Regions from separate parts of the Homo sapiens genome. Here region 2 is linked to region 1. Evidence: chromatin loops called from intact Hi-C (ENCODE). Cell type or tissue: OCI-LY7. All regions are shown on one strand. Each heading gives the region's core, and the rest is flanking DNA. Links, peaks and the distances in the headings are about the cores only. Region 1 overlaps MAST2 (microtubule associated serine/threonine kinase 2). Region 2 overlaps GPBP1L1 (GC-rich promoter binding protein 1 like 1).

Evidence for each region. Peaks named below come from ENCODE experiments on the same cell type or tissue, not always from the same donor. Only the 100,000 strongest peaks of a DNase experiment are listed, where the experiment ranks them.
Region 2: it touches region 1 in a loop (6-fold over the local background); 2 of 110 quality-filtered maps call a loop at or near these places.

The regions. Positions count from the first base shown.
Region 1 is chr1:45,835,241-45,850,570 of GRCh38, forward strand. All of the region lies in intron 3 of MAST2 (microtubule associated serine/threonine kinase 2), which reads left to right. It also overlaps the pseudogene TMA16P2. Among named protein-coding and RNA genes, the nearest start is that of MAST2, 39 kb to the left of the region's middle. RefSeq lists an enhancer at 3,587-4,088. In OCI-LY7, for the core only: CTCF peaks have their summits at 6,849, 7,048, 8,547 (motif pointing left) and 8,754; DNase peaks (open chromatin) are centred at 5,661, 6,381 and 8,541; H3K4me3 peaks cover 3,769 bases; H3K27ac peaks cover 4,389 bases.
Region 2 is chr1:45,636,212-45,651,541 of GRCh38, forward strand. It overlaps GPBP1L1 (GC-rich promoter binding protein 1 like 1), which reads right to left. Exons shown (of 13, transcript NM_021639.5): 7 at 6,216-6,288; 8 at 3,999-4,192. It also overlaps the pseudogene RPS15AP10 and the pseudogene RPL7AP16. Among named protein-coding and RNA genes, the nearest start is that of CCDC17, 20 kb to the left of the region's middle. In OCI-LY7, for the core only: a CTCF peak has its summit at 8,004; DNase peaks (open chromatin) are centred at 8,020 and 8,640; H3K4me3 peaks cover 806 bases; H3K27ac peaks cover 2,728 bases.

The DNA.
Region 1 (15,330 bases), core at 4,260-12,259:
TTTCGCATCACATTAACAAAGTTATCAGGAAAGTAAGACTACTTTGACTACAGATGTTACAGAGTGCACACAGTTCTGACAGGGAGAGCCATGATCAAGGAGTGATTTTCGTTAGAAAACAATTCTACTAAAAAACAGTGTGAGAATAGAAGTAATCTAAAATGTTCAAGTCATGATTACCAATAACCATTCTAACATGATACTGTGATTATAGCAAACTGCTATAATCTTAAACTGAATTGGGAATATTTCTAACCAGAACAAAAGATGTGATATTCTGTTGAACATTTTATCATCAGTTCTCATGTTGAATATGATGTCATTTTGGGTGCCATATTATTATTGAATTTTGTTGAGATGAGATTTTCAGATAACATAAAATTAACCATTTTAAAGTGTACATTTTAGTGGCATTTCATGCATTCACAATGTGTGCAGCCATCACCTTTATCAAGTTTTAAGACATGTTCACCACCATCCCCTGCAAAAAAAATCCTCTACCCATTAAACAGTCATTATTCATTCCACCCTCATTCTAGCTAGGGCAACCACTAATCTGCTTTTTGTCTCTGTGGATTTACCTATTCTAATATTTCATATAAATGGAATCATAAAATATGTGCCCTTTTGTGCCTGGCTTTTTTCACTTAGCCCAATGCTTTCAAGATTTTTCTGCATTATAGCATGTATCAATACTTTATTCCTTTTTTATGGCTGAATAAGATTCTGTTGTATGGGTAAACCACACTTTTATCCGTTTGTCTGCTGATAGACATTTGAGTTGTTTCCACCTTTTAGCCATTGTGAATAGTACTGCTGTATTTGTGTACATGAATTTGTTTTGAATACTTGTTTTCTGTATTTTGGGTATGTACCTAAGAGTAGATTTGTTGGATGATACAGTAATTCTTTGTTTAACTTTTTGAAGAACTACCACACTTTTGGTTTGCTACACCATTTTATATTCTTCCCAGAAATATATGAGGGTTCCAGTTTCACTGCATCCTTGCCAGTACTTTTCTGTGTTTTTGATTATAGCCATCATAGTGGGTGTCAAGTGGTGTCTTATTGTGGCTTTGATTAGTATTATATTTTAATAATATTTTAGAACTGTCTGTTGAGGTCACATGGAGTATGCTGTTAAAGGAAATAACAAAACTCCAAGACTTTTCTTAGAACCTAGAACCTTTTCTCATCATTAAAAAGATTCTTATTTTAATTTATATTATTTTAGTTGAAAAGTAATCCCATCATTCTTAATTTATTTTTCCTTAATTTTCACGAGTTCAAAGAGGAAAAACCCATAGACGTTTGTTTTACCTACTTCAGTATTATAAAGAGATTCCAAATTCAGCACTTCCCCTTTCAGTATTACCTTTCTGCTGCTGTAGTTTTGCATTTTCTACTGTGAAAGGTGGAGATATCTATATCTATATGTCAGTTGGCTTTATTGAGGTATAATTTACATAGAATAAAATTCACCCGTTTTAAGTGTTCAGTTTGATGACTTTTGGCAGATGTATACAGTTGTGTCACCACCACCACAATTATGATATAGTTATATAAGAATTATGGTATAGAACAGAACAGCATTCCCCAACCTTTTTGGCACCAGGGACGGGTTTCATGGAAGACAGTTTTTCCACAGATGGGTGGAGGGGGGATGGGAGGTGGTTTCAGGATGAAACTGTTCCACCTCAGATCATCAGGCATTAGCTAGATTCTCATGAGGAGCGTGCAACCTAGATCCCTCGTATGCGCAGTTCACAATAGGGTTCATGCCCCTACGAGAATCTAATGCTGTGCTGCTGATCTGACAGGAGACGGAGTTCAGGCGGTAATGCTCACCCTCATACAGCTCATCTCCTGCCATGTGGCCTGGTCCCTAACAGGCCATGGACCTGGTATAGAATATATAATGCTCACCCTCATACAGCTCATCTCCTGCCATGTGGCCTGGTCCCTAACAGGCCATGGACCTGGTATAGAATATATCTGCCACCCCAAGTTCGCTTGTGTCCCTTTGCTGTCTGTTCTCTCTCCCCAGGCCCAGCCTTTGGCAACTACTGATGTGCTTTTTGTCACTGTGGTTTTGCCTTTTCCAGAATTTCATAGGAATGGAATCATACAGTATATAGTCTTTTGTGTCTTTTTTCACTTAGCATAATCCTCCTGAGATTCATCCATGTTGTTTTGAGTATCAATAGTTTGTTCCTCTTTATTGCTGAAAAGTGTTCCATTGGCATGGGTATATAGACTTTTCCATTCCCTAGTTAATGACCATATGGGTTGTTTCCAGTTTTTGCCTGTTAGAGAGAGAGCTGCTGTGAAAGTTCATATAAGTTTTTTTGTTTTTGTTTTGGTGTGGAATATGCTTTATTTCTCTCGGGTAAATACCTAGGAATGAAACTGGTGGAATGTATATTTACCAGTGTAAATTTATCTTTATAAGAAACTGCCAACCTGTTTTCTAAAGTGGCTATACCATTTTTGCATTTCCACCAGCAGTTGCTCCACATCTTATCAGTACTAGGTATTATCATATATTTTTTTTTGAGATGGAGTTTCACTCTTGTTGCCCAGGCTAAAGTGCCGTGGCACAATCTCGGCTCATTGCAACTTCCACCTCCCGGGTTCAAGCCATTCTCCTCCCTCAGCCTCTCAAGTAGCTGAAATTACAGGCGCACGCCACCACGCCCAGCTGATTTTCGTATTTTTAGTAGAGGTGGGGTTTCGCCGTGTTGGTCAAGCTTGTCTCGAACTCCTGACCTCAGGGGATCCACCCGCCTCAGCCTCCCAAAGTGCTGGGATTACAGGTGTGAGCCACCGCACCCGGCTATCATTTTTTAAATTTTAGCCATACTAGTGGATGTGTGGGAGTTTCTCATTGTGGTTTTAATTTTAATTTGCATTTCTCTAATGACTAATGAGATTGAACATATTTTTATGTGCTTATTTGCCAATTATATATATTCTTTTTTTTTTTTTTTTTTTTTTGAGATGGAGTCTCGGTCTGTTGCCCACGCTGGAGCGCAGTGGCATGATCTTGGCTCACTGCAACCTCCGCCTCCTGGGTTCAAGCACTTCTTTTGCCTTACCCTCCTGAGTAGCTGGGATTACAGGCATGCACCACCATGCCTGGCTAATTTTCTCTGTATTTTTAATAGAGACGGGGTTTTGCCATGTTGGCCAGGCTCTTCTTGAACTCCTGACCTCAGGTGATCCACCCGCCTAGGCTTTCCAAAGTGCTGGGATTACAGGTGTCAGCCAATGCGCCCAGTCAGCTATTTTTATATATATACATTCTATGATCAAATGTCTGTTCAAAACTTTTGTCTATTTAAAAAAAAATTTTTTTTGTCTTATTGAGTTTCAGGAATCTTCGTATATTCTGAATACAAGTTATATATCAAATATATGCCTTCTAAACATATTCTCCCTGTCTGTGACTTACATTTTCATTTTCTTATCAGTTTTACACAAATATTTATATACGAAAAATGTGGAAATCAGTTGTATCCCTCTATACTAACAATGAGTAATTAGAAATCAAAACTTAAAAATCAGGACTGTTTGCAATAGTTTAAAATATGAACTACTTGAAGATAAATTCCAGAAACCATTTTGGAAGACCAGTACATTGAAAACTACAAAACATTACTGAGACAAATTAAAGAAGACCTAAATGAATGGAGAGATACAACATTTTTGTGTATTGGAAGACTCATATCTTTTCTTTTTTTTTTCCTTTGAGACAGGGTCTCACTCTGTCATCCAGGCTGGAGTATAGGGGTGTGATCTTGGCTCACTGCGACCTCCGCCTCCTGGGCTCCAGTGATCCTCCCATGTCAGCCTCCCAAGTGGCTGGGACTACAGGCACCATCACAAATTTTTTTTTTTTTTTTTGAGACGGAGTCTCGCTCTGTTTGCCAGGCTAGAGTGCAATGGCATGGTCTCAGCTCACTGCGACCTCCGCCTCCCGGGTTCAAGTGATTCTGCTGCCTCAGCCTCCCCAGTAGCTGGGATTACAGGTGCCTGCCACCATGCCTGGCTAGTTTTTGGTATTTTTAGTAGGGATGGGGTTTCACCATGTTGGCCAGGCTGGTCTCAAACTCCTGACCTCGTGATCTGCCCGCCTCAGCCTCCCAAAGTGCTGAGATCACAGGCGTGAGCCACCACGCCCAGCAACATCTGGCTGATTTTTGTATTTTTTGTAGAGATGGGGTTTCGCCATGTTGCCCAGGCTGGTCTTGGACTCCTGTACTCAAGCAATCCTCCTGCCCTGGCCTCCCGAAATGCTGGCTTACAGGCATGAACCACCTGGTGCCCAGTCTAGGAAGACTCATATCATGAAGATGTAAATTTTCTCCATTAAGCTATAGATTTAATGCAGTCCCGATCAAAACCCAGGTAGTATTTTTCAGAAAATATCAAGCTGATTTCAAATGTGTATTGAAATGTAAAGGACCTAGAATAACCAAAACAATATTAAAAAGAAGACCAAAGTTAGAGGAATCAAACTTATTTTATGACTTTGTATAAAGGAACAGTAATCGGGTCAGTGTGATTATTGGTATAAGGATAGATATATAGATCACTGGAACCAAATAGACAAATTTGCCAAGGCAATTTAATGGGGGAAAAGGTAGTCTTCATAACAAATGGTGTTGAAACAATTCACACAAAAATATCAACCTCTATACTTACCTCATGCTGTACAAAAATTAACTTGAAGTGGGTAATTGAACAAATGTAAGAGCTTAAATCATAAAATGTGTAGAGGAAAACGAGAAAATTTTTGTGATTTTAGGTGGGGCAAAGGTTTCTTGGAGTAAAAAAAGCTTAACCTATAAAAGGAAAAAAATTGGCTTTTATCAGAAAGAAAAATTTTTGCTCTTCAGTATTTATTTTTAATGGAATGAAGACAAATTGAAGTGTATCTACAAGGGGGTGGAATGATGAGTAAAACTTGTGTTAAAGAGTTATTAACAGATTTTGTTGTCTGTTTGGATTTTAATACATATCACTACCTTCTACCTTTGGAGGTAGAAATCTAGAAGTCATAATGAATGTTCTTTGCATGCAACTCCTGTGGGTTTACCCGTTAATTTATACTTTTTTCATTTCTACTCAAGAAAATATATTTGAATGAAATCATTGTGAATGCCTTCTACTTTACAAAAGTAAATACAAACTCAGGCTGTACACCTGTGTTCCACATCCTACTCCTGCCACTTAGTAATCATATGACCCTCTACAAGTCACTGAACCTCTTTAAGCCTCTGTTTTCTCATCTTTAAAATCAAAATAATATTAAGACTTCGCTCATGCAGTTTTTAGGATGAAATGAGACAATCCATTTAAAATAGCATAGTGCCAGATTTATAGTTAAATTTAGAGGCAGCCAAAAGCTACCTCCCTACATAGTGAACTATAACCTAATTTAATATATAAACTACCTGCAACCTAACCTAAGAGTATACTCTTGTAACAAGTAGCTGAGCCTCAGTCAAGCATAGCAGCCAAGTTTTCAGCCAGTCATATAGGCTGAATATTGCCAAAGCATGTTCAAATAAGGCAAACACCTGAACTGCAGCCCATCAGGCTACTTCTGTATGTCATTTCTGTTTCTCTGGCTATAAATATAGCCTACATGCATTGGGGGATGGAACATTCTGAACTGCATTTGGTACTGGATGCTAACTGGTTCATTAATCTCTATTTTTTTGAGACAGGGACTTGCTTAGTCACCCAGGGTGGAGTGCAGTGACATGGCTCACTGCAGTCTGGACCTCTTGGGCTTGAGTGATGCTTCTGCCTCAGGCTGCTCCCTTCCCCACCTTTCCCGGAAGCTGGGACCACAGTTTTCATTTCCTTATTATTTGTAATGGGGGTTGGGGGTGGGGGCTCCCTGTGCTGCCCAGGCTGGTCTCAAACTTCTGGGCTCAACCAATCCTCCAGTCTCCACCTCTGCCTCCCAGAGTGCTGGAATTACAGGGGTGAGCCACCGCACCTGGCAAATCTGTTTTTTGTTCAATTAAGTCATTAAATTTAACTTGTCTCAGGTTTGTCATTTAACAATATGAACAAAATGTATATATTTTTTTCTTTTTATGCCTCGGTACTTCAAATAGTTATTAGTAGCTGTGATACAGTAAGAAATATTGTGTATATTTCTTACCGTATAAAGAAATATATACATATATATATTTCTTCTGTATATATATATAATTACTGTGATACAGTAAGAAATACATGTATTCCTTATATATGTAGCTGGGACCACAGGTGGATGCCACCATGCCTGGCTAATTTTTTGACTTTTTTGTAGAGACAGGATTTCGCCATGTTGTGCGGGCTAGTCTCTGCTGGGCAAGGTGTCAGAACCCGGCAGTGGAGAGTGGTTGGCTCACTGGTGGTAAAAGAATTTACTGACAGCAGTATAGGTTTAGAAAGGAAAGTTTTATTAGATAGAATGCTGCAGCAGAGTGCAGTACAGTGCTTCATTCAGCAAAAAGGACTGAGTGTGTTGCGGTGGATTTTCCTTAGGGGTATTTATGGACTTTAAAGCAGGACCTTAGGGTAATTTGGACCATATTAGTTATGTAGGTCATGGTAAATTATTACATTTGTAGACTTTGGGTGCCTTGATGTTAGCAAGGGTTGCAAAATAAGTTTTGACATTCATGCATTCTGGAGATGTATAGAAATTCTAGTTACTTATAAATTTTTGGGAAAGAAGCCTGGTACCAGATGCTGGCTTTAGATAATAGAGAAGTCTAATTACTTTTCAATTTTTCAGATAAGGAGTTTTGTCTTCGGATGGTCTGCTTGATTGCCACTAGGTGATCGTTGTATTCTTCTGTGTCGAACTCCCAGGCTCAAGTGATCCACCCGCTTTGGCCTCCCTAAGTACTGGGATTATAGGAATGAGCCACTGTACCTGGCTGTTACTTTTATCTGAAATTGAGAATACAGGAAAAGGAACAGGTTTGGGGGAGAAAATTAATGAGTTTGATTCTCAGATGATGACAGGTAATCTGGTGTACATATCCTTTTAAAAATATTGATATGAAATTTACATAACAAAATCAACCATTTTAAAGTGAACAATTCAGTGGCATTTAGTACTGGCAGATTTGTTTTTCACAATACAACTGCCACCTCTATCTAGCTGCAAAACCTGCCTGTTACTTTAGATTTAAACCTCTTATCCATTAAGCCCTTTCTCCCCACTCCCCTTCCATGCAATCTGCATTTTGTCTCTATGGATTTCTCTATTCTGGATATTTTATATAAATAATATTATACATATGTGACCTTCTGTATCTGGTTTATTTCATTTAGCATAATGTTTGGATGTTCATCCACATTCTAGCATATATTGGTACTTTATTCCTTCTTTTGGTTGAATAATATCTCGTTGTATGTGTCCAACACAACTTTTTATCCATTGATGGACACTGGGCTGTTTCCACCTTTTGGATACTGTGAATAGTGCTGCTATGAACTATATGTATACATGTACTTGAGTACCTGTCTTCAGTTCTTTTGGGGATATACCTGGGGTGGAATCACAAAGAAATACGGTAATTCAACTTTTTGAGGAATAACCAAACTGTTTTCTGTAATAGCTTACCATTTTACAGTTCCACTAGCAATGTACTGAAGGTTTCAGTTTCTCTATATCTTTGTCAACTTGTTATATTCCATTTAAAAAATTATTGTTTAGTTATACTATCCTGGTGAGTATGAAGTGGTACCTCATTGTGGTTTTGATTTGTAGTTCTGTAATGACTAATGATGTTGAGCATCTTTTCATGTGTTTTTTGACCATTTATATATCTTCTTTGGAAAAATGTCTATACAAGTCCTTTGCCCATTTTTTTTAATTGAATTTTTTTGTTGTTTTAAGTTTGTTATATATTCTGGGTATTAGACCCTTAGTTATATGATTTCCAAATTTTTTTCCTGTTCTGTGTGTTGTCTTTTTAGTTTGTTGGTAATGTCCTTTGAAGTTTAAAAATGCCCTTGATGAAGTCTAACTTATCTGTGTTTTTCTGTTATTGCTTATGCTTTTGGTTTCATATCTAAGAATCCATTGCCAGCTCCAAGGTCATGATTTACTTCTGTGTTTTCTTCTATGAATTTTATGGTTTTACTTCTTATATTTACTTCATCGACCCATTTTGAGTCAGTTTTTATATTCAGTGTGAGGCAAGAGTTTATTTTTTTGCATGTGGATATCACTTTTTAGGTATCCTTTCAAGAGTTAGATGTCCAGAGTAAAGTACAGCAGTTTAGGGCTATAGATGTGGACTTGGAAGCTGTGGATTAAATCACCATGGGAGAGAGTAAAGAGAAATAAAAGGAATGTAGGGGAACATGAAAAAATTACATGTGAAAGGATAGATAATGTTAGACAGTGAAGTATTCAACTTAGATAAGAACTGTAGGAGTTTAGATAAAGTGCATTCACTTGAGAATTGCTGTCCTTTTCACTCTTAGTTTTTCTTTTTGTAAGAGGAACTTGTTTCTAATGCCATCTAGTGTCTTTTGAAGGGTATATGAGTAATGTTAAGAGGTTTTAAAATAAAAGTTTTGAAATTTCATGAGACTTGAGCAGTATATTGGCAGTCTTAGCTTACTCTCAAGAGCATCCTTAAGAGAGAAGTAAAAGAACACATTAAATACTTTGCCTGAACAAATTCGGAGCTGAATTTCATCTTGAATAGTTAAGCATTTTTATCATCTCTTTTGTGTTAATTTGTAAAGAATTTAAGATACCTTAAAAATAGTGACGTCAAATTTTTTTCTTATCTTGAATTTGTCTTACAAAAATTATAGACAGCCTTACTTTTTTTTGTTTTTGTTTTTGAGACAGGATCTTGCTCTGTCACCCAGGCTGGAGTGCAGTGGTGCAACCTTGGCTCACCGCAGTGTCAACCTGCTAGGGTCAAGTGATTCTCCTGCCTCAGCCTCCTGAGTAGTTGGGACTACAGGCATGGGCCACGATGCCTGGCTAATTTTTATTTTTATTTATTTTTAAACTTTTATTTATTTATTTTTTGAGACAGAGTTTCACTCTTGCTGCCCAGGCTGGAGTGCAGTGACTCACTGCAACCTCCGACTCCCAGGTTCAAGTGATTCTCCTGCTTCAGTTTCCTGAGTAGCTGGGATTACAGGCGCCTGCCACCATGCCCAGCTAATTTTTTGTATTTTTAGTAGAGATGGTGTTTCACCATGTTGGCCAGGCTGGTCCCAAACTCCTGGCCTCAAGTGATCCACCTGCCTCGGCTTCCCAAAGTGCTGAGATTATAGGTGTGAGCCACCGCGGCCAGCTTAATTTTTATTTTTAAACTTTTTGTAGAGGTGGGATTTTACAGTGTTTCCCAGTTTGGTCTCGAACCCCTGGGCTCAAGCAATCCTGCCTCAGACTTCAAACTATCGGGATTACAGTTGTGAGCCACTGCACCTGCCAAGCATCTAAATTTTTAAAAGGCATTTAAAATAAAAAATTTTTTTAGATAAATTTGTTGGTTGATTGGTTTGTTCGTCCGTTTTGTGCTGCTATGACAGAATACTCGAAACTGGGTAATTTATAAGGAATCAAGGTTTATTTCTTAGAGTTCTTGGGGCTCAGAAGCCCAAGATCAAGGTACCAGCATCTGATGAGGGCTTTCTTGGTGTTTCCTCACGTGGCAGAAGGTGGAAGGGCAATAGAGAAGAAATCCATTCCTGTAAGCCCTTTTTATAGTGACATTAATCCATTCATGAGAACAGAGCTTTCATGACTTAAACACCTCTCAAAAGGCCAAATCTCCCACCACTGTTGCATTGGAAATTAAATTTCCAGCACATGGATTTTGGGGAACACATTCATACCATAGCAGTTGAGGTTACAGAAAGAGATCTTACTGAATTTGTTGATGGTTAGAATACATGGGAGAACGTTTATGCAAGTTTTTGGTAAGGTGTCATATATGTCAAGGAGAACGGCATTATTAAACCACTAGTAAAAAGTTATAAGAGCAGGTTTTGTTTTTACTCTTATACAAAAAATATCAGTGCTAGTCTTTTTGTTTTTTTCCTTTTTCTTTTTTGAAATTGCAGAAATAAATTTTATTTTTAATTTTCAGAGGTTAAAAAAAGTTATGATACTTTAAACTGTTAACAAGACTTAGTTGATATCCAGTTAACCTAATACAGCATTAATGTTTTTATTATTTTCTTGAAGAGACTCAAATACACCTGCATTGTGCTCTTTTAAAAACATATTAAGGATACTTGTATTTAACAAGTTTTTTAGGAAAAACATTGTACAACATTTATGTTTTTCATGATGCTGAAAATGCTGAATTACATGTCAATTTAATTTATCTCTTAGAAGAAAAAGTAACATAATTAAAATCACTGGGTCTCTAATCTTTAGTTCTCTCTCCACAAATAAAACCTGTCACTTTTCACAATAAAAAAGCAAAAAATAATATACAATTAAAAGGAGCTAAACTGAAATTCTTTATCCTCTTTTTCCTTTTTTGAGACGGAGTGTCTCTGTCGCCCAGGCTGGAGTGCAGCGGTGCGATCTCGGCTCACTGCAAGCTCTGCCTCCTGGGTTCACGCCATTTTCCCACCTCAGCCTCCTGAGTAGCTGGGACTACAGGTGCCCACCACCATGCCCGGCTAGTTTTTTGCATTTTTAGTAGAGACGGGGTTTCACTGTGTTAGCCAGGGTGGTCTCGAACTCCTGACCTTGTGATCTGCCCGCCTCGGCCTCCCAAAGTGCTGGGATTACAGGCATGAGCCACTGTGCCTGGCCTCTTTATCCCGTTTCAAAAGATAAATTAATTGTGGGAGATCAACATAACAATCATCACTGATTTTTTTTTTAACCATTTAACTCTGGTTCAAAAGATAAATAATAATCTATAATCCACCAGTGTATACAAATTTTTTATCACATTTTCCCTTATGTTGTAAAAAAAAAGAAAATAGGTTTAATGTTTAAAGAAGGATTAATTTGATATTATTACTGAAAGACAATTTTGCTGTTATCACAGCTCAAAAAGTAGTGACAGGAATCTTTTAGGAAACAGGTTACTGTCCGTTTCACAAAATGTGAAATTAGATGATCATAAATATACAAGAAAATCAAAACATTTTCTGTCCTTAGTTATATTGCTCCCCCCGGCCTGAAATTTAGATGAAAAAGATTAAACAACTTTTGCAGATCACGTCTATCTATTTTAGCAACTTAATATAAATGAAAAGCAATCTTCATTTTAAAATAAATATCATAGGCCAGGTGCGGTGGCTCATACCTGTAATCCCAGCACTTTGGGAGTCCGAGGCAGGTGAATCACGAGGTCAGAAGTTCAAGACCAGCCTGGCCAACATGGTGAAACCCAGTCTCTACTAAAAAAACACAAAACAAATTAGCTGGGCGTGGTGGCGGGTACCTGTAATCCTAGCTACCTGGGAGGCTGAGGCAGGAGAATTGCTTGAACCTGGGAGGCAGAGGTTGCAGTGAGCCGAGATGATGCCACTGCACTCCAGCCCAGGTGACAGTGCAAGACTCCGTCTTAAAAAAAAAAAAAAATTAATAACACCATTTTTGAAACTGCAAATGAAACTCTCATCATATAAGAGAATGTCAACATCAAATTCTTGTATCTTGATGATTATGTACCATAATCAATGAATATAATTTGAAGCTCTCAAATTATTTATTTTGAATTCAAGTGAAGATGATTAGGCTAATCCAGTCATTTCCTCTTCTGAGTCATTTGATTCATCGTTTAGTTCCAATTCCACTAAATCTTGGTCTGTAGTTATAATAGTTTTCCTCTTGCACTTCTTGGGAATTGCATCATTAGCACAGATTTTTCTCATTTTAATATTTGGCAATTTCTTCAGATCAAAGTCCCATTCCCTAAATGTTTTCAGATTACTTGCATTTAGAATGTCTGGAATCTCAAAGCCACATCCTTTATACTGCTGTCCCTCCCGCTCCATCGTCTGCTTGATGATGGTGTCCTGGGAACAGTGCTGCCTGTCCTGCTTGTCCCTGATACTGTTATGTAACTCAATCTGCTCCAACTCACTGCTAAATCAATTTAATTTAAGTACCTTTCAGTTAGTTCACAAGCATCTTTGTTTGAATATCTTTTTTTGGGGGGGATCAAGATGATTTTGAAACCATTGCAGTTTTTCACCAATAAGATTGAAACACAAGGCCTTTTCATTCTTCAATTTTTCCTTTTTTTCTTATTTGTGGGCCTCTCTCATAATTTGAGCTGCTTTTCTACTATATGGATGAATGACTTTTTTTCCCATCCTGCACTTTTTCCCTTTGGTGCTTTAGGTATAGTGACGTCCTCGCGGCCACAGAGGAGCTCTGCACTCTAGACCCAGGCAGTCTCACCAACCACAAGAGCAGCAGCTCACAGGAGTACCCGTGCCAAATCCCCCTGGGGCCTCCCTTTTTCTTTTTTTTTAAGATGAGATTTTGCCATATTGCCCAGTCTGGTCTCGAACTCCTGGGTTCAAGCCATCTCCCCGCCTCAGCTTCCCAAAGGGTGTGAGCCACTATGCCCGGCCAGTACTAGTCTTTTAATTAGGCTGTTATTGTCATGTGTTGCTTCGCACTGGTATATTTACAGTGCTGAGCAAAGATTGAAAAGCAGTGCTACTGGTGCATTCTATCATATAGACAATATAATTACTAGTGATAGTTTAGTTGCAATAGAGAACTAATATTTACTAGACCCTATTCCTAGTTTAACGTATGTTCTCCTTTATTTTCTCCAGAACATTGAGTTGTCATTCTTCATTTTTGCAATATGTCTTATCTATAGAATGTATAGGGAACAAGGCTGGTTTCAGCATGTGTAGACTGGTGGCCTTAAGAGATAGCAATGTTAAGAAATAGTAGTAGTGTACAATAAACCATTAATATAGCAGTCCTGAGACTACTATCCTTAGAAAGGCTTGTGCGGAAGGCCGACCCTTGGCTGGTATCTGGAAACTTGAATGGTAAACAGTTTCCTACACTGATAAAAATTTCCTTGAATGATAAGAGTGACTTACTGTGCAAACAATGTGATTTATGCTGAACATTTACTTACCTTCTGGGAGTCTGAAATTTTGGTATGTAGTAGGCAAGAGGGTGCCTGTGTGAGCAGCTCCATTAAAAACTTTGGACACTGAGTCTTTGGTGAGCTTTCCTGGTAGACAACATTTCATGGATATAGTTACTAGGTGTTGCTGGAAGAAATAAGTGTGTCTTATGTGACTTCACTGGGAGCGAACTCTGGGAAGCTTGTGCTTGGTTTCCTCCAGACTTTGCCTCATGCACCTTTTCCATATGCTGATTATATGCAGGGTCCTGTGAGTACTCCTGGAGGATCATGGAACCTGGGGATGGTTTTGGTGACCCCTGACACAGGTAGTCTTTGAAGGATTTATGAAAATAGTTAAGGGTATAGCCGGAGTAATCAGGCAAGAGAAAGAAATAAACGGCATTCAAGTAGGAAGAGAGAAGTCAGATTATCCCTGTTTGTAGATGACATGATTGTATGTGTAGAAAACCCCATCATCTTGGCCCAAAAGCTCCTTCAACTGATAAACAAATTCAGCAAAGTTTCAGGACACCAAATTAACATACAAAAAACCACTAGCATTCCTATCCACCAACAACAGCCCAGCTGGGAGCCAAATCAGGAAGGCAATCCCATTCACAATTACCACAAAAAGAATACAATACCTAGGAATACTGCTAACCAGGGAGGTGCAAGATTTCTACAATGAGAATTAGAAGACACTGCTCAAGGAAATCAGAGAAGACAAAAACAAATGAAAAAACACACCATGCTCATGGATAGGAAGACTCAATATCATTAAAATGACCATACTGCCTAAAGCAGTTTACAGATTCAATGCTATTCCTATCAAACTACCAAGAACATTCTTCACAGAACTAGAAAAAACGATTTTAAAATTCGTATGGAACCAAAAAAGAGCTTGAATAGCCAAGGCAGTCCTAAGCAAAGAGAACAAAACTGGGGGCCTCACGTTACCCAACTTCAAACTGTACTATAGGGATACAGTAACCAAAACAGCATGTTACTGGTACAAAAGGCACATAGATCAATGGAACTTTATTTCCGGCAGAAATAAAGCTGCACACCTATGACCATGTGATCTGTGACAAAACTGACAAAAACAAGTAATGATACTGGGATAACTGGCTAGCCATATGCAGAAGATTAAAGCTGGACCCCCTCTTTTCTTTTTTTTTTTTTTGAGATGGAGTCTCTCTCTGTCACCCAGGCTGGAGTGCAGTGGCGCGATCTAGGCTCACTGCAAGCTCCACCTCCCAGGTTCACACCATTCTCCTGCCTCAGCCTCTGGAGTAGCTGGGACTACAGGCGCCCGCCACCACACCCAGCTAATTTTTTGTATTTTTAGTAGAGATGGGGTTTCACCATATTAGCCAGGATGGTCTGGATCTCCTGACGTCGTGATCTGCCTGCCTCAGCCTCCCAAAGTGCTGGGATTACAGGCGTGAGCCACTGTGCCCCGCCCATATTTTCTTTATCTAGTCCACTGTTGATGGGCACCTAGGTTGATCCCATGTCTTTACTATTGTGAATAGTGCTGTGATTAACATGTGAGTACATGTGTCTTTTTGGTAGAATGATTTGTTTTCTTTTGTATATTTACCCAGTAATAGGATTGCTGGGTTGAATGGTAGTTCAGTTTTAGGCTCTTTGAGAAGTCTCCCAACTACTTTCCAGAGTGCTAAACTAATTTACATTCCTACCAACAGTGTATACGTGTTCCCTTTTATCTGCAGTCTTGCCGGCATCTGTTGTTTTTTTGCTTTTTGATAATAGCTATTCTGACTGGCATAAGATGGTATCTCATTGTGGTTTTGATGTGCATTTCTCAAATGGTTAGTATGTGGAGCATGTTTTCATGTTTGTTGGCTGCCTGTATATCTTCTTTTGAGAAGTGTCTGTTCATGTCTTTTGCCCATTTTGTGATGGGGTTGTTTTTTGCTTGTTTAATTGTTTAAGTTCTTTATAGAGTCTAGATATTAGACCTTTGTCAGATGCATAGTTTGCAAATATTTTCTCCCATTCTGTAGGCTGTTAACTCTACTGATTGTTTCTTTTGCTGTGCAGAAACTCTTTAGTCTAATTAGGTCCCACTTGACAATTTTTGTTTTTGTTGCAATTGCTTTTGAGGACTCAGTCATAAATTGTTTCCCAAGGTCAGTGTCTGGAATGGTGTTTCCTAGTTTGTTTGTTTGTTTTTTCCCTAGGA
Region 2 (15,330 bases), core at 3,820-11,819, 200 kb before region 1:
TTTTCCCTTCTTGATTTCCTGATGCTTCACTCTCTCAGTTCTCTCTTTACCTCTTGAATTCCCTTCTTTTCAATGGATGTAAGTATACTAGCATTCCAGACTCAGTACTCTTCTTCTTCTGTAGTCTGTTGAACTAGGTGAATTTCATTAGAAAAAGCAATTACTTATAACTGTTTCAGTTTAAAATGTTAAAATTGTGTAGATAATATGTAAAATTGCATCTCTACCTACTTTAACTTCTCTCCTGTTCTTTTTATACAGGCCTCCATCAAGTCTGACTTCCCCATTCACTTTCACATACCAGCCATACCGAACCAATATGGTTCCTTTACTCCAAACATACCATATTCTGCATCCATTTTCTGGTTAACAACAGGTTCCCTCTGCCGAGAATGCCCTACCTACTTGCTTTCTAATGAACTACTGTACTACTGTTTTTAAACGTCCACTTACTGGGTAATTAGGATGTTTCAAAAACTATATTCCAAGTACTTGCTCCAATTTACTGTCAAGAAGAGTTTAGCAAAATCTAATAACTTGCTTAAGATCACAACCCTAGAAAGTGTCACAAAGATTTCAACTTAGTTAAGTTTGAGTCAAAAGATTAATTTCTCAACTTCCTCTTCTATTCTTCATCCTTCAAGACAGGAGGCATTCTGGAACAGTAGAAAGAGCCCTGGTTTTGAAGTCAGACCTGAGTTAAAAGCCTGACTCTATCACTTATTAGCTATGTAACCCCACAGTGTGTATTCTCTATATCCCAGGATTAAAAGAGTAAATGCTTTAATATGTGTAAAAGCCCTAACCAAGCAACATAGTAAGATGTCAACAAATGGCAGTTCTCTTTCCTTTATCATGTATTTGAATCCCAGTTATCCGTAAAGACTTTGATGACCCTCCCCAGGCAGAGAAGCACAATTTTTTTCAAATAACTCTTTCTTCACTAGACAGTAAACTCTTTGCGATTACAGGCCAAGTATTATTTTGTGTCTCTAGTGACACAGTGTTTACTACTCAGATACTCAATAATTATTGCTAATGTTTAGATAAAATGAATGGATAAATCAACATCTGCTTATTAGTTATCTTACCTCTTCCTCCCTCTAACATCTCATATCCTACGTACCCAGAACCACAATCACATTTCCTGAAACCTGACCTTCCATATTTACCCCAATTTTCCCAGGAAGAATGTCTTCTGTTTTCTTTTGCTGCCTAATTTGCCTCCCACTATCTGCCATTACCACCTCTGCCAACTGTTACCATCTCTGCCATTCTCTGCCAACTGTTACCATCCTCTTCAAGCTTCAAGAGCAGCAGCCTTTATATTAGTTTTCCAATCTTCATTCTACCCCTGACTCACAACAGGGCTAAAGTGATCTTAAGTTTTGTATCATAATTTTTATCCTTGTAAAAATTTTTTTACCTTTTGATTTATGAGATCCTTGAGGACACAATGACATTTTCTTACTCATTTTTATATTTTCTGTAGTCCTGCAGAATGCTTGCAGACATCTTAAAGTAACACTTAAGAAAGTCTTTATAAACTCTCAAGAAATGGGACAAACATAAGTTGTGCTGGCAGGTTGGTAACAATAGCTACCATTTATTGGCACTTATTATATGCCAGTTTTAGGTATTTCATAAAATTTTCTCATTTACTCCTCACAAAAAAAAGGGGGGCATTGTTATGTCTATTTTATAGAAGAAGAAACTGAGACTGGGAAGTGAAGAAACTTGCTCAAGGACGTAAGATGAAGAAGGTGTAAGGTGAAATCTGTCTATTCCATAGCCCGGCAGTTAACTTCCATGCTCAGCTGTTTCTTTGTAATAGTTGCTCTCTTCACTTGAATTCACATTCTTTCCCTTCTACATCAGAGGAAAATAAACCCTAAGTATCCTAAACCCTTTTCAAAGATAACTGTACTTGTCAATTAGTTTTATTCCCACATATTTCTTCTTGGCCCATAATCCTTTAATGATCTCTTCCAAGTACAGTTCAAGTTGCTTCCAGTGGCTTCTTCCAACAGACTTCCTCATCCATTCACTTATCTTTTCCACTGCCTATATTCTATCTAGTTCCTTTTACTGTCAAGGTTAAAAGGTGCCACTACCTCCACATATTTCCAAAAGCCCTTGAAATACTGTTTCAGCCCTACTTTATTCCCTAAAAACATCAACTCAAAAGTCTCCTAAGATAATCACTAAGGTTTTTTCTCAGTTATTTTCCTCAACTTGTTACCCCTGTTGCTATTGCAAACTCACCCACTTGTATTTCTGTGAGAGTTTACCATTTTTTTCTGAACTAGTTTCTCAGTACTATCCCATTCTTTACTCCTCTTCTATCCTCTTCTCTTCTTCCATCCTCTTCTCTTGTATATCTAATCTACCTTGAAAACTCCAATCATTATCACTAGGATAGTAACTCCCAGTGAATTTATTCAGAGGGTGAGCACGGTGGCTCACGTCTGTAATCCTAGCACTTTGTGAGGTCAAGGTGGGAGGATGGCTTGAGCCCAGAAGTTCGAGACCAGCCTGGGCAATATAGTGAGACCCCAATCACTATTTTAAATAAATAGATGAAAGAAAAGAAAGAAAATTATTCACAGAGAGGATGGCATGCGCCAGAAGAATAATTTCTTCCCGGGTAAGAGAAAAAAGGGGCAATAAGATGCAAAAGATGGATTAGAGTTTGGCTATGAGAAACTTCACAGACCTCTGCTTACTCTGCACACTGACTATAGGACTAGCACACTATGACCCATGGGCCAAATCTTGACCAAGGCATTTCTGTATGATTCATGAGCTCATACTTATTTTTACATTTTTAAAGAGCTGGAAAAAAAAAAGGCAATGTGTAACAAAAATCATATATATCAAGCAAAGCCTAAAATATTTATTATCTGGCCCTTCATAGAAAAAAATTACCAATCCCTGCCATACATTGTTTGGAGCCACTGAAGGAATTCAGGAAGGCATGTGATATATTCAATTGTTTTTGGAATGATCATTCTGGCAGTTCTGTAGGACACAGAGACATGAGAAAATAGAAAGGTATACTAGAACAGTAAATGTGAGAAGACAAAGTCCTGAACAAGGACAGCATAGAGAGAATAACAGGGACTTTGTAATTCCTTGGCTGAGGAGAATGACTAAGGAGGAAGAGAAGAGAAGTAGCCAAGATAGTCAAGCTGAGTGATTAGGATGTTGTTGCTATTACAGAAAACCAGAGGGGCCAGGTGTGGTGGCTCACGCCCATAATCTCAGCGCTCTGGGAGGCTGAGGCAGGAGGATTCCTTGAGGCCAGGAGATAGAGACCAGCCTGGGCAACAAAATGAGATTCTGTCTCTACAAAAAATAATTAAAAAAAAAAAAAAAAAAATGGCTGGGCGTGGCGGCTCACGCCTGTAATCCCAGCACCTTGGGAGGCCGAGGCGGGCGGATCACGAGGTCAGGAGATTGAGACCATCCTGGCTAACAACGGTGAAACCCCGTCTCTACTAAAAATACAAAAAAACACCGAGCCGGGTGTGGTGGCGGGCGCCTGTAGTCCCAGCTACTCGGGAGGCTGAGGAAGAATGGTGTGAACCCAGGAGGTGGAGCTTGCAGTGAGCTGAGATCGTGCCACTGCACTCCAGCCTGGGTGACAGAGCGAGGCTCCATCTCAAAAAAACAAAACAAAACAAAAAATAAAATAAATAAAAAAAATAGCCGGGCATAATGGCGTGCCCCTGTAGTTTCAGCTACTTGGGAGGCTGAGGTCACACTGAGCCATGATTGTGCCACTGCATTCCAGCCTGGGTGACAGAGTGAGACCTTGTCTCAAAAAAATAAAGAAAAAGAAAAAAAAAAAAGCAAAGAAAGCTGTATACATATAACAGGTACTGAAAGAATATCTGGTGACTGATGCGGCAAGAAAAAACAAATTTATTAATTTTTTCCTGATTTATTCCCAAACCTCTCTTGTATAAGGTTCTTGCCCTGATTCTAAATCATACCTTGGAAGGAGGTGGTACAGGCTTAGGAACCAGGTTCTTATAGACACTTGGAACCACGGATGACAATTTGTTCCCATTTGCATGGTGAGATCCTGGTGAGGTGAATGCAGCAGAGAAGGCAGCAGCAGGATCCTCTTTGGAAACTTTTTTGATAACTAGCATCTTGGAGGGTTGCTTGGCACTAGGCGGGTTTTCTGTGAAGTACAAGAGTGGAGAGACAACAGAATGTCAAACCTGTTGTGTAACATGAAGCATAGTTTATACAAAGGCCTTAGTCAACAAAACAGCTGACAGTTGAGACAGAGGGATTAAACATTCCCTGGTATGCACTTAATAGATACTCTCAAAAGTGAGACTACTCAGGAACTGTACAAAAAAATGCAGCATATGAGGAACTGGATACTAAATTTATAAATCAGCCAGGAAGTCCAAAGATGTTAGCAGTCCTTCAGGGGCACAATATGTCTGATGGACAGTGTGATCAGTTAAGCATGAACCCAACAAGAATAAATCCAAGCGCCAGGCACTGTGGCTCATGCCTGTAATCTCAGCACTTGGAGGTGCTGAGGTGGGCAGATCACTTGAGTCCCAAGAGTTCGAGACCAGCCTGGGCTGGCAAACCCTGTGGCAAATCCCCATCTTTACAAAAAATACAAACATTAGCCAGGCATGGTGGTGCACACCTGTGGTCCCAGCTACTTAGGAGGCTGAGGCGGGAGAATCACTTGAGCCCAGGTCGAGGCTGCAGCGAGCCATGACTGTGCCACTGCACTCCAGCATGGATGACAAAGTCAGACCCTAACTCAAAAAAACAAAAACAAAACAAAAAAAAACACCTAAAAGTAGCAGCTCCTGTCAGCATGAGAATAGAGAGATGAGGTAATCAGGGATTGGAGTCTGCCATGAAACCCTCTGATGAGGCAAACTGGAGCAAAGGTATACACCATTAGCAAAGAGGAGAAGGTACATCGATCAATCTTAATCCTACAATACTGGATTCTAAACCCATCATTTAGATATGTTAAAGACTTCCCATGTTCTTGGCTATCAACATGTCTAATGAAGAAACCAGGAGAGTCCAATTTGTAAATGCCAAAGATCCCAATGCCACAGATGAGGTTTGGTTTGAAATACAGATTCCTATCGCACCACTGCACTCTAGCCTGGGCGACAGAGTGAGATTCTGTCTCAAAAAACAAAACAAAACAAAACAAAAAACCACAAACATATATATACACACACATACACATAAACACACACACACACACACACACACACGAATATTTAAACATACATATATATGAATGTTTAAGAATATATTGTTATGGGCTGGGTATGGTGGCTCACGCCTGTAATCTCAGCACTTTGAGAGGCCGAGGCAGGCGGATGATGAGGTCAAGAGATCGAGACCATCGTGGCCAACATGGTGAAACCCCATCTCTACTAAATAACAAAAATTAGCCGGGCGTGGTGGCATAGGCCTGTATTCCCAGCTACTTAGGAGGCTGAGGCAGGAGAAAAGCTTGAATCCGGGAGGCTGAGGTTGCAGTGAGCTGAGATCTCGCCACCGCACTCCAGCCTGGCAACAGAGTGAGACTCCATCTCAAAAAAAAAAAAAAAAAAAAGTAAGTGAAGTAGCAATGTTAATTAAGTTACTTTTCATGAACTTTTTCTACTTAAAATCTGCTTCCATGTTGGCTACGGTGGCTCATGCCTGTAATCCCAGCACTTTGGGAGGCCAAGATGGGTGGATCACTTGAGGCCAAGAATTCAAGACAAGCCTGATCAACATGGTAAAACCCTGTCTGGACTAAAAATACAAACATTAGCCAGGCATGGTGTAGTCCCAGCTAGGGAGGTGGAGGCTGCAGTGAGCTGAGATTGCGCCACTGCACTACAGCCTGGGCAACAGAATGAGACTGTCTCAAACAAACAGACTAACAAACACCACCAAAACAACTGCTTCCAAATTCACGGTTCTATAAGTTCTCAGTTGTCTGTATTTTGACTCTACTACCATGGTAACATTTCAGTGGTGTTTGGGGGTTGGGCGGTGGGGTAGGGGGCAGAATAACCCGCTACAGTCAGATGTTAGTTACCATGGGCAAATGCATGAGATGAGAAACAAGAGATAAAAAGAGATAAGGAATCTTTGCTCCCCTCCCTGCTAAGAAAAAATTTTAAAGTTGTGCCTTTAAAATGGCAAAATCTACCTACCCCATACTCCAGAAGGTGTCCCAATAGGTCTGCATGGCTGATGCTGTTTGCCAGCTTCTGGATTCAAGGAAGGCTAGGAAAAAAGGGATATGAATGGTTGATACAGAAAGCTGATCATTTTGGCACTTTTCACAAAGTAGCCATCACCATGGAACCTATCAAATAATTACATATTTTACATATTAGCAACACTTACTAATTTGACACTGTATTCAGAAACGTAACAAACAGAAAATATCAAAACACAAAATCAATAGGTATTATGTTAATATTAGGTTCTCCTGAGTTTCATTTCCTTTGATATAAGGGATTTCATTTATTTTAAATAAACAGACTAAATGTGCGAATTCCCACTTTCCTATAGGATATGTATGCCAAATAAGGAGGCACTGAAAGTTAGATGAACAAGAATGTGGATCATTTTCCTCAGATTAAAGGAGGACAATGTGGTCAGTGAAATGTATAGTATTCACTGCATTTCTAAGATGGGTGTAGGGCAGGGGCAGACCATATGCCAAGGACTGTGCTAGAAATACAATAAAGAGCCCCTGTCTTCACACGGGTCACAGTTTTGCTATAAAAACTTCTAGACAAGTTAAGTACAATAAAAGGTTACAAGGACGATGAAAAAAATTCATATTAGGGAAGAAGGAGTACTCAGTAAGAAACATCAATTCTACTTGAAAGAGAAGTGCTATCAGAAAAGGCTTTACTAACAGGTGATTTAAGAATCCTTAAAGATGAATTCCAAAGCTGGAAAAACGGTAATTCCAGGAACAGAAAGCATTAAAAAGAACAGAATATTCAGGTCTGCAAATAGTTCAGCATGAGTAGTGCTAGGGAAGGAGGGGACCCTTCTGTGGGGAAAGAGGTATCTGGCAAAGCAGGCAAGAGCCAGCTTGTGGAGGATTTCTTAGGGGAGATTAAGTTTTATTCTACAGGTAATGAGGATCCATCTTTCATGCAGTTAACATTATCTAATTATCAACTTACAACCGTCACTCTAGTAGCAGCTTAAAGGATGGATCTGAGGTATTTAAACATCAACTAAGAGACCATTAGGAGATCAATTCCATAGTCCGGGAGGGTAATAAAGGTAACAGAAGTAGAGAACGAGATAAGGGAAAGGGCAGGGAAGAGTTAAGAGCAATAGACTAGACTTAATAACTAATCGTATGACACTGCTGTCCTAGCCCAAACTTTACGATCTGGTAACAGGGTAGGAGAATGGCTTTTTTTTTTTTTTTTTTTTTTTTTTTTTGTGACAGAGTGTCACTCTGTTGCCCAGGTTGGAGTACAGTGGCACAATCCTGGCTCATTGCAACCTCCACTTTCCAGGTTCAAGCAATTCTCCTGTCTCAGCTTCCTGAGTAACTGGGATTACAGGTGCGCACCACCACACCCAGCTAATTTTTGTATTTTTAGTACAGACAGGGTTTCACCATGCTGGCCAGGCTGGTCTCGAACTGACCTCAAGTGATCCACTCACCTTGGCCTCCCAAAGTGCTGAGATTACAGGCATGAGCCACTGTGCCCAGCAGGAAAATGGCTTTTCAGCACAATTGCCTGTGAACATTATACAAACAACAAAAAGACACCCAGGCTCCACTACAGAGCTTCAGAATCAGAATCTCCAGGGGCAGGGCCTCTAGCAGGTATGTATTTTCCAAGCAATCAAGGTGAGAACCACTACAATAGGAGAACAAGCACAAATGCAAATGAAACTACCAACTCTCTATATAAGTGGACAAATCAGTGACAGATTTTCAAGGACAGGTAAATACATTCCTCTAGATGGAGTGGTAGAGGCAGAAGGAGTGCCCAGCCATAAAAGCTGTGGTTGTTTCCTTGTTTCATTTTAATAGGCATGTTGTACCCAGGGTTCTCAGAGACAATGCTCCTATTTATACAGTATCTTTGATCTCTTTCTACTGTTTTAAAAAATACAGTTTTAAAACTTGTAAAATATAAACAGGAAAAATATAAAACAAATGAATAAGTTAATGGGTAAAAGTTCTTTTAAACACTACATGGTTTAAGCAACATAACATTACCAGACAAACCAGAAAGACATTACAAATCTCATTAGAAAAAAACCCCAAAACTACTCATACTTATGGTGATCACTGCATTTTTTTTTTTTACTAACCCATTGTGTCTCCCTTGACACTATAGTTTTGTCTCCAAAAACAATCTCAGCTTTTAATCTACTAGTTTTTAGAAAATCTTAAGCCTCTTTCTATAAATTGGTAGTTGGTTCTAGAGGTTACAGAATCCTTAGTGGTTTTGTATTCTTCCATTAGGAGACACACACAAATAACATGTGGTTGTGCTTCTTTTAGTGATGCTGGCAGACACTGGTGCTCATAGCCTAAAACTGTCAGCTCAATACAAGATGCAAAAACAATGATCTAATTTTACAATTCTTTATAAAGTAGTATACTTCCATAAATAGGAACTTCCCCTATTTGGCAATTCAACAGTACAGTTCATATAGAAAAAATATGATACATGCTTGTTCCTAAGGTGAGGTAGGTATCATTGTGAATTCACAGATTTAAATCCAATTTGATGTGATTCAACCCTCGTCGTTATTATTATTAATTGATGCATAAAACTGTCCCATGTTTGGCCTATGGAACCCTCTTCAATTTGGCTTCTAAATCCTTTTGCTACAACCCTAAGTAGTTCTTTACTTCTTTGTTATCTAGTTTGAAAAAATATTCCAAGCTCTTCTTTTAAGTATGCTGTCTGGATAAACTATTTCAAGATCACAATCCAGGCAGTAGAGCCACTCATTGCTATGGGGTTGTTCACTGTTTTTATGTCTTTTCAGTGGACAGAACCGCCTAGAAGTATGTATTTTTCACTCCAAAGCTAAAACACCTCATAACTTATTACTGATATTCCCAATTCAAACTGAGTACCCTTGTGGATTTTACGGAACATCTATTTTACGTTTTTATTTCCTCCTACAAGAATCCTGATTCTCAAGCATACAAAGTATAGAATATCATATTTAATTGCTTTATTCCATATTATGCACAAGTTTCAGAATAGCAATGTCAGTATTTCACCAGTGACCAAAATGTTTTGTTTTTTTTGGACATGTTCTCCCCATCTTCCCACTTTAAAAAAGTTATACTATGTCCAGATTGTGAGATCATATAACTATCACATGCTAACTCTCTTTTAACCCTCATTTCTTCTTAGCTCTACAATTAACCATACATTTAGTATTTACCACCATTCCTTTTGTAATCTTTCTGGTTAGTTTGTCAGAAGCTTGTTCTTCAGTAGTTCTCAGGAAAAGTCTTGGGAACGATATTCCGAAGTTTTTTGTTTTTTTTTTTTTTGAGGCATTTTATTTGTAAATATGTATTGCATCCCTAGAAACAAAATCCAAGGATTTTCCCTCCTGTGTGTTTTCGTCTTGCTTCTTCATGGTCCATGATACCAGCTAAGGCTGTCAATATGACGAAGTCAAATGGTTGGGATAGAAGCAGATTGTTCTGCCGTTTTTCTAGATCTTTGAGTTGCAAATCAAAGCTGGGGCTCTACACTTGTTTAGCCTGCCTGTGAGGTTCACAATTTTCCCAGCTCTGTTATCATCAATGATTTCAAATTTGCCAATGTAACGATGCTTCATCATCACAGCTAGAAGTTGGACAATGACTTTGGAGCATGGCCTAGTAAGAACCGGCGTTTCCCTCTCTTTTCGGCATTGGTGATACTCTTGAGAGCAACAGGTAGGATGTTCACACACACCATTGTGGCAGCGCGAAACAATGCCGGAAAGAGCAATATTCCAAGTACTTACACATTGATGTTTGTCTGTGATCTTTATAACTGAACATTAGCTTGACAAAGCACAAAATCTTTGGCTCACATTTTCTTTATTGTAATTGTTACTCCATTTACTTGTTATAAAGCTTTGCTGTCACAGTCTATCTGGTTTTCTTTCTCTTAACAACTCAGTCTTTATGCCTGAATGGCCAAAGGATATCTTTCTTTTTTTGTTCAAGTCTAGTATTTTGTAAGAGTATGTCTTAGTCATCCTGGCTATCCTTTCAATTTGTAGATTCAAATCTAAATGTATTTCAGAAAAATGTTCCTGAATTATACTTTTCAGTATTTTTTTTTTTTTTGAGACGGAGTCTCACTCTGTCCCCAGGCTGGAGTGCAGTGGCGCGATCTCAGCTCACTGCAAGCTCCACCTCCCGGGTTCACGCCATTCTCCTGCCTCACAGCCTCCCGAGTAGCTAGGACTACAGGCGCCCGCCACCATGCCTGGCTAATTTTTTGTATTTTTAGTAGAGACAGGGTTTCAACATGTTAGTCAGGATGGTCTCGATCTCCTGACCTCGTGATCTGCCCCCCTCGGCCTCCCAAACTGCTGGGATTACAGGTGTGAGCCACCGTACCCGGCCACTTGTCAGTATTTAAGCTATTCCTTTATTTTGGTTTTCTTTCTGGGGGCGGGGTGGGAAGATCCTATTATATATCTATATTAGATCTTTTCTGCCAAACTTTTTTTTCCCAGTTTTAATTTTTTACCTATGTATTTCTCCTTCATTTAAAAAATTTTCCTTCGCTGTCTAATTCTTGAAAAATATTATTTATTCTCTTTATTCTTCAGTATTTTTCTGAAATTTTTTATTATTACTTCTTTTCAAGAGTTCTAGCCCCTTATTTTGAGTTTTCCCAGATGATTTTTTTTTTTAAACCAACTTCTTAGGATTTTTTTTTTTTTTTTTCTGAGACCAAGTTTCATACTCTTGTTGCCCAGGCCGGAGTGCAATGGTGCGATCTTGGCTCACTGCAACCTCTGCCTCCCGGGTTTACGTTCTTTAATGTCCTGGTTATCTTCTCCCTACCGCTTTTATCTGAACCTTTCCTTTCGTCTCTACTAACTTGTCTCTCTGCAGCTCAATCTGGATTATATTTCCAACAGTTTGTCCTCAGTGACGGGCTTTGTTCTGGAAGGGTATAGTGGCCAGCTAGCATGAACAACGATAGAACCCTGTGCTGGTTACCGCTTCTTAGTCACAAAGTCATCCCTTCTGCCTGTTGAGCAAAAATGTGCCTGGACACTTTAAAACTTTTCCTTTGACAGCTGGCATGTTAACTTCTGCCAGCGGAGAACAATGGAGAGATTTTTACTTCCTGTTCCTGTGTGTTTTTCAGCAGGCTCCCACAGCACCCAGTTCCTCAAAGCCAGGTTCTGACATATAAGTGAGCTCAGAGACCAGCAGCTTCCCTCAGCACCTCATCTGAGTAGTTTTGTAGCAGAGTGACACCTCTCATGAAAAGCCTTTCAGCACGCTTCCCCAGAGAAGCACATCAGCAATTACTCTGCCATTCAGTGAGCCACAACTGAGCCCTTTCTAACCAGGTATGAATCTCAGCCCTGGGGTGGTGGTAGGGAAATGGGGGACTCATTCTTGGACACACTGTCTTAGCCCTAAGGGTAGTGGCTGCTCCTTGTATGTATGCATATATGTCTGTGTGTATGTTTTTTTCTTTTTTTTTGAGACAGGGTCTCACTCTGTTACCCAGGGTGGAATGAAGTGGTGCCATCTGGGCTCACTGCAGCTACGACCTGCCAGACTCAAGCAATCCTCCCACCTCAGCCCCCTGAGTAGCTGGGACTACCAGGTACCCACCACGTCCAGCTAATTTTTAAATTTTTTGTAGAGACAAAAGTTTCACCACGTTGCCCAGGCTGGTCTCAAACTCCTGGACTCAAGCAATCGCCCTGCCTCGACCTCCCAAAGTGCTGCAATCACAGGCGTGAGCCACTGAACTGTGACTACGTGCTATTTCTATTTTCTTTAAAGATCTTTTTACTTTGTACTAGTCAATCCTTCATTACTCCAATCTTGCTATAGTTAAATTCCTTATATTAACTTTCTCTATTCAAACTACTGTGTGGTTTGAACTCTTGACTGGTCCAGTCAGATCCTTCATACCTTATCCCAGAGCCCCTGTATTTACTTGTTATTCCATTACGGAAAACTACTCCCGATTAACTGCTGCTCTTCTCAAATATGCCCTACGAGCTTTCCAGAAAAACGGTTGGCTCTGTTAGCATTCTTTATGCTGTCAGGTGCTCTGCTGCTTCCCTTCAGTTCCCCCTGCACAAATGCTAGTATTAACCAAGCCTCTTATATAGATTTTGGTGGTTTGTCCCTATCCCTTTACGGGTATGTGGGGAAATATCATTTTGCTTTGACGTAGATGGCATCTGTAGATTTTGTTGGTTCCTCAACTCTACTTGCTTTGTCTTATTTTTAACTTTACTTTAAAATAATTTCAGGGCTGAGCACAGTGGCTCACGCCTGTAATCCCAGCACTTTGGGAGGCTGAGGCAGGCGGATCACTTGAGGTCAGGAGTTTGAGACCAGCCTGACCAACATGGCGAAATCCCGCCTCTACTAAAAATACAAAAATTAGCTGGGCGTAGGGGTGCGCATGCCTGTAATCCCAGCTACTTGGGAGGCTGAGGCAGGAGAATGGCTTGAACCCACGAGGCGCAGGTTGCAGTGAGCCAAGATCGCGCCATTGCACTCCAGCCTGAGACACAAGAGTGAATCTCTGTCTCAAATAATTTTGTGCAGGAAACAAAAGTTTTCACTGCGACCTGCTGCATGAGATCAGGTATGGAATTTTCTACTTGTGGCATGACATCCACACTCAAAAAGTTTTAGACTGCAGATGCTCAACCTGTATTAATATTTCACATTTGCTTCCCCATTCTTTCTCCTGAACCATGTGCAAGTTGCAGGACTTGATGCCACTTACCCTTAAATATGTATTTCCTTAAAAGGATATCTTTTACATAATCAGAGTAATTATTAACACTTATACATACTATTATCTAATCTACAACACTTATTCAAATTGTCCCACTGATGTTTTAGCAAAAGAAAATTTTTGCAAAATGGTTTTGCCTCACCCAGTAGTTATTTAATCTAGGTTTACATGTTGTTTTTAGTTGTCATATCTCTAGTTCTTTAATCTGGAGCTTTTTTTTTTTTCATGGCCTTAACATTTTTGAAGACTACAGGCCAGTTATTTTGCAATTCTTTTGTAGAATCCTCAATTTGGGCTTGTCTGAGGTCTCCTATGATTAGATCCAGGCAATGCATTTCTGGAAGGAATGTTACAGAGGTGATGGTGCATATTTCTCAGTGCCATCATATCAGGAGGTTTAAATCTGTTTCACTACTGGTAATTTTAATATTTTTTAATACTAAAATTTTCATACAGTAAAATGTACACATATAAAATATACTCAATTCTATGAGTTTTTAAAATGCTAATACCTCCCTAACTTCTTTGAAGATTATTAACACTTCCATCAACCAGAAAGTTCCCTTCATACCCTTTCCCAGTTAATCCCCACTGTGCACAGGCAACCATAAAACCATTCTGATTTTCTTTCCCATCATAGATTATTTGGCTGTTCTGGAATTTCATATATAGTTTTTCTACAGAGTCCTTAGGATTTTCATTTCACCTGCAAACACAAAGTTTTATTTCCTCTTGTTAAACTGTATACATTTCTTTTTCTTGCCTTATTGTACTTGTTAGGACCTCTAATACAATGATAAATACAAGTGATAAGAGTAAACATATTAATATTGCTCCCAATATTAAAGGGAGCTCTGCTTTTACTGGATAATTGGGGAAGATGAAAAAGCTGTAGCCAATACTGCTGGCATCCTCTCAGAGTCCCTTCTCTCCACCAATTTCTTACTCCTCAGGTTTCAAACACATCCAAGTCTCCTAATCCTAGAACACTCTACCCTCACACCTGGCTCTTTATTCTCCAAAGAGTAGTGTATCATTCATCACCAACTTACTCTCTAACCCTTACAACCACACTTGTCAATTTTGAAAGGCCATCCCAAACTGCCAGAGTCAAAGCTCTCTCCCACACTTAGTAACAGCTACCATTTAAAAATCTGTGTTCCTGTCTATATCATGTACTTCAAAAAAGCAAAAAACAAAAACCTATCTGTCAAGGTCTGTGCTGAGTGGTTCACAAACATTCTCTAACAACTCAGGGACAATTAGGACTATTTAACTTGCCCAGGTAACAATATAGGACTGTTAATTACACGAAACCAATACGATTTTAAAATAATTTTCTAATTATACATACATATGGTATAGAAAAAAATAATACAGAAAATCTACTGCAAACAATCAGGTCCCAAAACATCTTCAATTTGTGATTTTTATCTACCTACTTTTTCTTGGTATACTTGTTCCTTCTTCAGCTAACCACTTCTCAGTCTCCCTTACTGCTAATCCACAGGTTCTGCTCTACACCTCCCTTCTTTCCAATGTATTACTCTCCTTGAGCGATTTTATTTATCCACAAACCTCAACTATTATCTCTATTTTCAAGTGCACTTCTCTAGACCTAACCCATCTCTTTGGCATCAAGAATTTGTTTTCTCCAACCAATTCTGCTCCTTCTGCTTTCTCTCTTCAAGTTAATTACATATTATTCATCAAGTCACTTTGGATAGAAATCTTTAGGAAAATTTGCATTACCTTTTTATGTAAAGAAAGCTCAACAGTGTACATTTAATCCAATTGGTGGCAAGTTCTTTAGCCTTTGCCTTTTTGAGCTTGGCAATGCGAGTCACAGACTTGGGACCCAGGACATTGCCTCCCCAGTGATGGCAGATCTCATCGTATCTGTCATTGTAATTGATCCTGATAGCTTCCACCAGCTTAGACAAACCTCCTTTGTCTTCCAAGTTAACCTGTGTGAAGGCAACCAGTGGTGCAGGTCTTTCTGTGGAGTAGACATCCCACTCTTGACTTCCCCTTGATAATGCAGTAAGGGACCCCCATTTTACGACACAGGGCAGGTAGGAAGACAACCAGCTTGATGGGATCCATGTCATATGCAATCACCACTAGCTGAGTCTTCGTGTTCTCCACCAAGGTGGTGAAGTGCTGACTCCTGCTTGAAAGACAGGTGGTCTCTTACTGGGGACATCCCCTTTGCTGGCAGCTTTCTTCTCAGCCTGGGCCAATAGCCTCTGCTTCTTTCTCTTGCTTTGCCTCTGATCTGTACTTGTGGGCCAGCTTA